Linked DNA regions of Mus musculus: all the other regions are linked to region 1. Evidence: chromatin loops called from intact Hi-C (ENCODE). Cell type or tissue: left cerebral cortex. All regions are shown on one strand. Each heading gives the region's core, and the rest is flanking DNA. Links, peaks and the distances in the headings are about the cores only.

Region 1 (3,298 bases), core at 298-2,797:
CGGAGCCCACCTCAGAGGAGATGACATCCCTGCAGAGCATGTAGAGGAAGACCACATTGGCCGGTGTGATGAAACCCTGGTCCTGCCAGCCCTGCAGAAGCAGGGAGCGGTCCACGCTGCGCAGCCAGAGCACGGGGTCCGTTGGGGACAAGTGCTTCAGGCGGTAGCACCGGCGGCAGAGAAACTCACCCAGGCAGCGCAGCAGCTCACTAGTGGACGCCTGGACGATGACCCGTTTGGGTGTCCCTGCAGAGGTGATGGCAGGGTGCGGGGCCTTCTTGACAGAAGAGGAGACCCCAGTCTGGGAGCCAGAAAGCTGGCTGGCTGGGGGTGCGGGCGGCTGAGCCGGCGGGGGCTGGGCGAATGTGGACAGGTTGGCACAGGACAGCGACTTCTTCAGGTTCTCATTGTTGAGATGCGCGATGTTGCTCTGGTAGCTGCTGTTGGGCTGCGCCTTCTTGGAGTTCTTCTTCTTCGCTGACACCGCCACGATCCTCTTCCAAGGCAGCACCGAGATGATGGAGTGCCGCTTCAGGTTCTTGTCCTTGGCGTTCTTGCTGTTCTGCACGGCCGTGTAGTGGCCCACGGTGGCCGCGCCATCCTCAAACAGTGTGGCCTTCCGATAGCTGGGGGATAGGGACAGCACCGTGCCCATGGTGCCACTGCGCGCCCGGCAGGGGCCGGCACCCCCGCGCGCCCAGCCTGCCGGCTGGAGGGGGGTAAAGGCTTACCGAGCCTGTAGCGGCCGCAGAGAGAAAGGAGGCGCTCCCGGGACACGACGCGTTTAGTCCTGCGGATCTGCGTGGAAAACAAGATGGTTCTCAGCCCCGGGCGGGGCTCCACGCCGCGCCCCTCCGCTCGCACTTCCGAGGCCCGAACCCCCGGGCTGCGGCCCCGTCGAGCCCCAGCCTGTGCTTCCACTGCGGCACCGGTCAAAGAGCCGCAGTGGCCTCCGCAGCAGGAATCCAACCAGGCCGCGCACACGGCCCCGGTCCGCGCAGGCTTACCCGCAGTCAGGCAGGCTCCCGCGGCAGGCGCAGCCGCTGCGTCCCAGGCCCTCCGCAATGCGCGCCGCGGCCCGGGTGCTCGACTCGGCGCGGCGGCGGCTCCCTGCTTCTGTCCAAGGTTCTGCAGACGCCGCGGCCCCGCCCCCGCCCGGCCCCCGCCTGCGTCTCCGCCGCGAGCCCGCCGGCCCCGCCCCGCCCCGCCCCGGCGCGCGCCTTGCAAGCCGCCTCTCCGGATCGCGCGCGCGGTCCACACGCCCGCTCGGTCTCGCCGCCAGGTCGCCGCCACTCGCGTCCCTCAGCGCGAGCGGCGCACGGTGGCGCCTCTAGTGGGCGCGCCCATTACGGGACACGGCGCGGGCGGCGGGAACGCGCGAAGCCGGGTCTCCACCTGGAAGGTGCCTGCGCCGCGCGCGGAGCCCGGCCTCGTGAGCTCCGGCGCCGCGCAGCGGAGCTCTCCAGGCGGGAGGGCGGGCGGGAGGGCGAGGGGGCGGGCGGGGCGGAGGGCGGGCCCCGCCCAGACACGTGCTGCCTTTGTTCCCGCCGCGGCCCCCTTGGCAGAGGCTGCGGGCGGTGCGGAGAGCTGGCCCGGGCGCTGGAGAAAGGAAGAGCCGCAATCAGCATCAGCGTAAAAGCCCGGCACCCATTAAGACTCTAGGAAAGCCAGGCCAGAAGGATGAGGGCGGCCTAGAGATCCTATCACGGAGGCTGTCAAAATTGAAGCTGCTGCGCCTTTAGGCCAGTTTCTTATTTGCCCATTTTAAAACTTGATGACAGTAAAATTGCAAGAAAATCTGGTTCTGACTACCGACACATAGTTCACAATCAGCCTCCATGTCCTTCACAAAGGCCACTGCCGAATTACAAGTCATTCATTCTGGACTGGTTCTGGAGACCCAAATTGTCAAATAAGCCAACCTGTATCTTAACTCAGACTCCCAACTCCGAACCTGAGAGAATTCCTGAAAACACCCAAAACAAGAATCTTGTTGAGGTCATTAGGCTTAAGTACTTCCAGGTTAGGGACCAGGGTGACCAGAGAGGTAAGTGCCCTGCCCTGTTACCACCCCACCCCACCCCCCAAAAAAAGTTTTTCCAGGACCTTACCAAGCACACAGGATGGCTAGCTTCGCTGTGGCCCCTTCCTAACAATGTTTCTCATAGAACAGAGTGGTACCTGCTATTACTAGAACACAGCACCTGACACTGGGTAACCTATAAACGAAATAATGAAGTGTTAGCTCACAGCTCTGGAGTATGGTCCAGAGCCAGTAGTAGGACGTGCTGTGGTGAGGATGGAGACTTCAACTCAAACCGGGAAGGGGGAGAGTAAATAATTACATTGGGGGACGGGGAATGAAGGCCAGTGTCACACTGGCTTTCTAACAACTCTGCTCAAAATTAATCCATGACTTGGAACCTTTCCTTGAGACACAGGCCGCCAGCACCTTGCCATCCTCCTGCTTCAATGTTCAGTTAGGATTCAGGCATGAGCCACCATACCAGCTCCAACGAAAACCCTCTCCAAGAGCGCTCTCAACACTGACACTGAGACCGAGCCTCAAGGGTCAGACTCAACCCCCTAGCTGCTCTTCAGTAGGGCGGCCCTGGGTCTCTTCCTTTTCATCATAGTAGGCTGTAAGCCATCTTCCTAAGGCCTTTCAGACCAGCTCCCCCAATGTTTCTTCTACCTGGAAAGGCAACCGCTAAAAACCAGCCTCTGAGCTGACTTCATGCTTATGGTCCCCTTCAAATTCCAGGATTAAGCAAAAGTTAAATGTGTTCTACTTCCCTAATTATACACAGCCCTCCAAAGGCAGAGATCCACCCATTAGAAAGACCCGGGCCTGCTGTTGCCTGCAACTGAATTCCAGCTTTTACAATTCAATCCTAGAGGTCACGGGCCTTCTCCAGCACGGCCACATGCGTGTTCTCTCTTGTCTTCTGTCTGGCCAACCCTACCCCATTACCTTCGAAAACCTCTGCCAACTACCCCAGCCTCCTCGTGTTTGCAGAACAGAAGCAGGATGGCACTACCATACTACATGCTGAGGTGAGAGGTTGTCAGGAACCCTACTCACCTAGGCCACGCCTGGTACGCTTGCTTCACGGAAGCAGTCAGGGCAGCGGAACTCCCAACAGTGGCTAGTTTTTGGGCAGAAAGCCTAAGAGCCTGGCAAAGAGCAAAAGCTCACTTCTTTCATGTGCTTACATAGGCTTCCTTCCAACAGAAGGTGTCGCCCAGGTTAAAGAACGCAGATTAAAGGCCCACCGCAAAACCTGGATTAAAGGCA
Region 2 (3,298 bases), core at 462-2,961, 74 kb before region 1:
GCCCTATGCAGCTGTCCAGGCATTTGCCTGTCTGGATGCTGGAAACCTCAGTATAGCCCCAGTCTCAGACATGGAAATTTCCTTTTTCCTGTTCTGTGTCTACGGTGAAAGCAGAAGTTAGTGCCATCTGCTGCCTTGCATCTTAGAAGCTGTATCTATATCTGCTTCAGTAAAGGTAAAGGGGCACTGTTGCTGAATAGTTGAACACTTGACCTGCTTCTCAGATGGAGCATGCTCGCTCCCTGTCTGATTGTCTGTCTGTCTGTCTGTCTCAGTCTGTGTGTGTGTGTCTCTCTCTCTCTCTGTCTCTCTGTCTCTCTCTGTCTCTGTCTCTCTCTGTCTCTCTCTCTCTCTGTCTCTGTCTCTCTCTCTCTGCCTTTCCTTTAACTCTCCATCAAACTGTTAGGTAGACTGTCACTTCCCAGGTAGGACAAGGAGAGTGGCACGGAGAGAAGCACCTCCTGACCATGGCGGGAGAAACAGAAGAATGTCACATCCCAGCCACCTCACGTCATCCCTCCCCCACCCCATCCTCGCCCAACCCCTTCCAGATATTCCCTGTACCTCCCCGCTCCTTGGGAAACGTTTTCGTGATCCGTGGCAGGCATTTCTAGACTACTTCCCCCAAATAGCTGGATACTCAGCAATGTAATTTATATTCCAACTAAAAATCTACAAGCAAAATTAACACAGTTGAGACTAACCAGATTGCCAGCCATAGAGGATTTGTTCTTTCTTTGTTTTTTCAAGAAAGGGTCTCACTATATACCTCTGCCATGGAACTCATTATGTAAACCAAGCTAGCCTCAAGCTGCCTCCCAAGTGCTGGGATTCAAGGCATGTGTACTATGCCTAGCTTTTTCATTAATTTTGACCCATCTCAGTGGAATATATGAGTACTTCCTCCCACCTCCAGGGTCTTGCCATATAGCCCAAATTGGCCTCCAATTTACTGTCTTTGTCCTGTGTCACCCTCTTGAGTGTTTGGACTGCAGGAACCTGTCACCATGGTCATCTTGGGCTATTTAGAATTAGTGAAGTAGTACAGTTTAAAAGTGAGTAGTCATGGGTCACATTGCTTTGCTGCCAGTAGAGATGCATATGGAAACAGGGAAGGAGAGACACTTTCCTCAGTGTATAGATTGGAAATTCTACTCAAACACTGACCTGGTGGCAGAGATGGCCTTCCCTTGTGGTCCTGTCACCTTGTAGGCCTTCCCCCGCTGCCCTACAGGGAGCCAGGCTTCCATCTGCATCCGACCCGACAAGCCTCTCCTGTGTGTGCTTACTGCAGTACTCTGGCTGGCATACGAGTCCACGGGACAGAGGCTTTGTTTCCGCTCTTCACAGCAGTCCTCATGTGGTAAGCAGTGCCGGGCACACGGAAGGGTCTCTGTAATACTAGTTGAAAGCTGTTAAGCAGTTAGCTGCCATGAATGAGAGCCAGCTGGCACTAGGGTGCCTCTGGCCCTTCCTCACAGACATTTGTACCTTGCCTACCAGAAAATGTGAAAGACGGGAAGAATCCCTTTACAGCGCCCTGCCCTTATGAGCACCTCCTTCCCTGCACTGTTCATAGTATAGCTCTAAGTAATGCAATGTATTCAGAGACCAAGTGATTAGGTATTTCAAGATATAAAGTCAGCAACTAAAAAGTTTATGCGCTGGAAGAGCCGCGGGTATGTGATGTGCTGAGGGCTGCAGCTTCTCCTTCACTCTTCCTTAACAACTAAACAACTAGACATAATTTCAGACTCTCCTTGTCAGTGAGCTGTCGAGGAGGCAGGATGCAGAGAGTCCTGCTCACATCAGCAGTTCCTTAATAAGTAAAAGACTTTGAAACCACACTGGCGGCTGTGCACATGAGCCGGCTCCCAGCTTAAAAGCTGAGCTGGGGATTCTAACTACAAACAGGTGGACTGGAAGGGGAACCCAGAAGCCTCCACATGCCCCCTTTCATGTGAGGACCCCAGGGCTGAAAGATGTCTTCTTTGCTATGGGGCCTATAAGGACAGATACGAACAACAGGAAAGATATACATAAGAGCTATAAGAAAAGCCTATTTCTGAAAGAATTGTAACAGGAAATTCATATTATAGAAGCTCTCTGCTTCAAGAAGTATAGGACATATGGAGATGAATGAAAGCACTGACTGAGAAACAGCTAAAAATGTTCAGGTAGCCAAATCAAGCCAAAGATTTTAAAGCTGTTAGGTCAGTGTTAAAGAGTGAAAACAGCAGTCGATGTCACAGAAAATAGATTTGAAAAATAATGATAAGGCAGTATATAGATGAGAGTGATGATTTATGGTTTTTAATTATATGGTATGTGGGGTGAGAGGGAACATTTACACATGCGTTGCAAGTACCAGAAGAGACCAGATGCCCCTGGAGCTGGAGTTATAGGCGATCTGTACCTCCTGACATGAGCGTTAGGAACAGACCTTGAGTCCCTGCAAAAGTAGCAGGTGTTTCTAACCTCTGAGCGTCTCTCCAGTTTCTAACCTCTGAGCGTTTCTCCAGTTTCTAACCTCTGAGCGTCTCTCCAGTTTCTAACCTCTGAGCGTCTCTCCAGTTTCTAACCTCTGAGCGTCTCTCCAGTCCCAAGAACAATGATTTAGAAAACGTCAGAGAGGACCGAGAACAAAGGTCTCACATTCAAATGGCAGCTGTGCTTGAAAAGGACGCTGTGGAACAAAAGTGATTGTGGATTCTCAAAGATCTACCTATATGTATTTAATTTTAACCTCTCTGAAATTTAGATGGGACTTATAATTGATAGGTTGCCATAGCTACAACAGGCAATTATATGAAAGAAGATGCATCTTACAGGATGGTGTTTTATACTCTGTAAAACATGTTCATTTAAAGCTTTAAGAAGAAAACTTCTCGCTGGGCGTGGTGGCGCACGCCTTTAATCCCGGCACTTGGGAGGCAGAGGCAGGTGGATTTCTGAGTTCGAGGCCAACCTGGTCTACAAAGTGAGTTCCAGGACAGCCAGGGCTACACAGAGAAACCCTGTCTCAGAAAAAAAAAAAAAAAAAGAAGAAAACTTCTCTATACTCCAAGTATTTTATGTGGAGAGCTAGTGAATGTCTGTGTGTTACCATAATGGCTTTGAATTTAAGGATTCTCTCTGTCTCTCTCTGTCTCTCTCTGTCTCTCTCTCTCTCTCTCTCTCTCTCTCTGTGTGTGTGTGTGTGTGTGTGTGTGTGTGTGTGTATGTGTGTGTGTGTGTATCTGTGTGTCAGTGTACACAATTAGAAATGTGGACAATTCCCTTATGGGGGACAAAAAAT
Region 3 (3,298 bases), core at 462-2,961, 86 kb before region 1:
AGGAGAAGCTACATTCTGTTGCTCTAAGAATTTAAATAGCCTCTTTTTAAGTTCACCAGCATAATCACCTTTAAAAATTAGAATTTGTTGTAGATTAGCGTAGCTCTCAGAACTCATCTGATAAGTTTCCTTGTGCAGTAGTAGTTAGCAAGAAACTCAGAACCAATGAAAATGCAGAGAATACCAGTTGGTGGTGTGCTCAGCCACAGGTGGGACATCACCCCCTGCCAGGGCTGGGAACACTATAGAAGAGGAAGCAGAAAGACTGTAAGACCCAGAGGTCAAGGAGGACCCGAGCAAAGCCGCGTCTCCTAGATGAGAGAGGACTGCTGTACTCCGGAACTTACACAGCTGTGGTCAGCATTCTAGCCCGGAGGGAGGAGCACTGTGAACCCCCACCCTAACTGAAGAGTGATTTACAGATTCTGACAGCTCCTAGGGGAAGGAGAGACAGTCTTAAGGGTGTGTCGCCTGGTAGGTTGATGCTGTGCAGTGGATGGCCCCACACCTACGAGTATATGGTCAGCACAAATTGGACTCAGTGGATAACTTTTACAAAAAGAAAGAGGAGCTGAAGCAGCGAAGAGTAGAGCAATCAGAAGAGAAGTGAGGGTAAAGATGATTAAAATATGTTTTATAAATTCTCAAACAATTAATATAAATGTATTAAATTAGCTTTCCCATGCATGTGCTTATTTTTCTGTACTAAAGATTGGACACATGGCCTTACATATGCTAAGCAAGCACTCTCCCACCAAACTACATTCCCAGGCTTGCATTTATTTGTTTGTTTGTGGTTTTATTTTGAGACAGGGTCTACCAGGCTCTCTGAAGATCAATAATTTTTTTTTAATTCTTAGTCTGGTAGTATATGCCCATGTAAATCAAGGATAGGGCAAATAGTTTACTGTTACTACAGTGGACCCCTGAGTTCAACAGTAATCGTCTCTGTGGCCCATAGAGTTTTTACAGCTGGGCACAGCAGCTAGAGCATCTGTAATAGAGCATCTGTAATCCAGTGCTCTGTGCACTGGAGGAGGACTGCTGCAGGTTCGAGTTTGGCTGCATGGCAGAGTGAGACTATTTCACGCCCACCCACCTACTCTCAAGATACTGAAATCCCCAAAGTCCCCCAAAATACAGTTTTATGCAGATCTGGAGCTAAAACTGAAAAAACGGAAAAGAGCAGCCAGGAGAGCACTCTGGTGCGCAGGTGTGTCTCCTGTCTCAGTGTTAGTGTCAGCATTGCCCATCTGTATGCTTGGGGATCTGTGAATGTTAATAAATGTTACATACAACACACATGCAAATTATACTGTAACTTGTACTTCAGCTTTAGAACATACCAAACGTACAAAATATGCTTTTTCTGGCATTTCAGACGTATGTATCGTGTGCTTTGAGAATATTCACTCGCCACTCTCCTCTCCGTCTTCCCCTCTCCCTCCCACTACTCCCCTTGTTTCCTGACTAGTCCCCTGCAATTTTCATATCATATATATCTAGATTCCACATATGGGAGAAATCTATGGTTCTATATAGAGGAGGAAACGTGCAACCTTTGTCTTTTTTAGTCTGCCTTACTTAACATAATCATCTCCAGGCCTGATCATGTTTCACAAAGAGACATAACATCCTTTTTTTCTTTCTGCTAAGCAAAATTCCACTGAGTACATATGCCACCTTTTAACCCATCCATCTGTTGATAGGAATCTGGGCTGGCTTCTCAGCTTGGCTGCTGTGGACATGAGTGTGCAGCGCTCTGTTATGTTTCCCTCCTTCAGCTGTATGCCTGGAGTGCTGTTGCTGAATTATTTAGTAGCTGTCTTTTGTTTTTTGGGGAATCTCCGTGTTGATTTCTATGATAGCAATACATTTACATTCCTACCAGCAGTTAGATGCCTAATCTCTTTTTTTTTTTTTTTTTAATGAGTATGGGCCTTTGCCTGCATGTAAGTCTATGCACCATATGCATGCAGTACCTTCGGAGGCCAGAAGAAGGCATTGGATGCTCTGGGACTGGAGTCACAGAGAGTTCTGAGCTGTCGTGGTCCTTTAGAAGAGCAGCCAGAGCTCTCACCTGATAAGCCACCTCTTCATCCCCTACACCTCAATTTTTAAAAATCCTGCTGAACTGTTAATTCAAGTTGTATAAGAGTGGGGTTATATTTCTAATTTTCAGTTCATTACTTCTTTTACCTGTTATTTATAAAAAATAAGTAAGATATAGATATCAATTAAAAATCATATTACTGAGCCGGGCATGGTGGCACACGCCTTTAATCCCAGCACTCGGGAGGCAGAGGCAGGCAGATTTCTGAGTTCGAGAGCAGCCTGGTCTACAAAGTGAGTTCCAGGACAGCCAGGGCTATACAGAGAAACTCTGTCTCAAAAAATCACATTACTGACTAGAGGGATGGCTCAGAGGCTAAGAATGCATACTGCTCTTCCAGAGGACCCAATTTCTGTTCCCAGCACCCCCATAAAGTACTTTGCACCTACCTGTAACCCCAGCTCCAAGAGATTCTCTTCTGAACCCCAAAGGCACCTATGTGTATGTGTCGTGGATACACACACACACACACACACAATCTTTTACACACACAATCTTTTTGGTTTGGTTATATTAAAAGATCCAGGTAGAGTTCTCCATGGTCATCCAGATCTGAGGCCTTTCGTTCTTTAATTCCAAGGGGGCAAAATGTGTTTTCTCCTCTCTCTACAGCACTTTATTGCCAAAGATTACCAAGTAGTTAAGAAAAGCTAGACCAATAAAAATGATGAGCCAGTAATAAATACAAGTGAGCCCCTGCCACTTGCTGTAGAAGGGGCTGTCATTTGTATACATGAGGTATTATAAAATAAAAATAATGCATATCAGAATTGTATGCTTGCCTTAAAGAATTGAAAGCCATCCAGGCTGACCTCAAGGATTGCCCCTCTAGTAAGCCAAGCATAAATCATGCAGAGAGCAGGAAGATGTGGCCTCCTAATCAACTGAGCTTTACTAATGTTTTCCTAACACAAGCTGTCCTTTCAGTTGTGAATTCAACTTGTTGATTATTTTGGATTTTTCCATTTGTACTCATGATATTCACATCAGATTGCCGGGCATGGGGGGCACTCATAGAAGCCCATAAGAGAGAGAGAAGATGAAACATCAAATCTTGCTATCAGAATTAAGTAAAATAATCAGGATGGCTTCCACATTTCTCTGTGTAATAGAGCATTCTAAGTCATATAAGAATTATCATCCAGTCCTGATAGCACCTGTAATCCCAGCATTTGGAAGGCTCTG

The links. Hi-C counts contacts between places; a loop is a spot of excess contacts. Peaks named below come from ENCODE experiments on the same cell type or tissue, not always from the same donor. Only the 100,000 strongest peaks of a DNase experiment are listed, where the experiment ranks them.
Region 2: it touches region 1 in a loop (2.6-fold over the local background); 15 of 42 quality-filtered maps call a loop at or near these places.
Region 3: it touches region 1 in a loop (3.0-fold over the local background); 15 of 42 quality-filtered maps call a loop at or near these places.

What each region holds. Positions count from the first base shown.
Region 1 is chr11:80,474,866-80,478,163 of GRCm38, reverse strand. It overlaps Cdk5r1 (cyclin-dependent kinase 5, regulatory subunit 1 (p35)), which reads right to left and starts at 1,141. Exons shown (of 1, transcript NM_009871.3): 1 at 1-1,141. The coding sequence starts at 655. In left cerebral cortex, for the core only: a CTCF peak has its summit at 1,338; DNase peaks (open chromatin) are centred at 657 and 1,327; H3K4me3 peaks cover 1,431 bases; H3K27ac peaks cover 1,308 bases.
Region 2 is chr11:80,548,548-80,551,845 of GRCm38, reverse strand. All of the region lies in intron 21 of Myo1d (myosin ID), which reads left to right. Among named protein-coding and RNA genes, the nearest start is that of Gm31109, 41 kb to the right of the region's middle. In left cerebral cortex, for the core only: no CTCF peak of the experiment used is centred there; DNase peaks (open chromatin) are centred at 1,383 and 1,788; H3K27ac peaks cover 1,886 bases.
Region 3 is chr11:80,561,369-80,564,666 of GRCm38, reverse strand. The region is part of intron 20 of Myo1d (myosin ID); the gene reads left to right. Among named protein-coding and RNA genes, the nearest start is that of Gm31109, 54 kb to the right of the region's middle. In left cerebral cortex, for the core only: a CTCF peak has its summit at 1,980 (motif pointing right); DNase peaks (open chromatin) are centred at 1,750 and 1,967.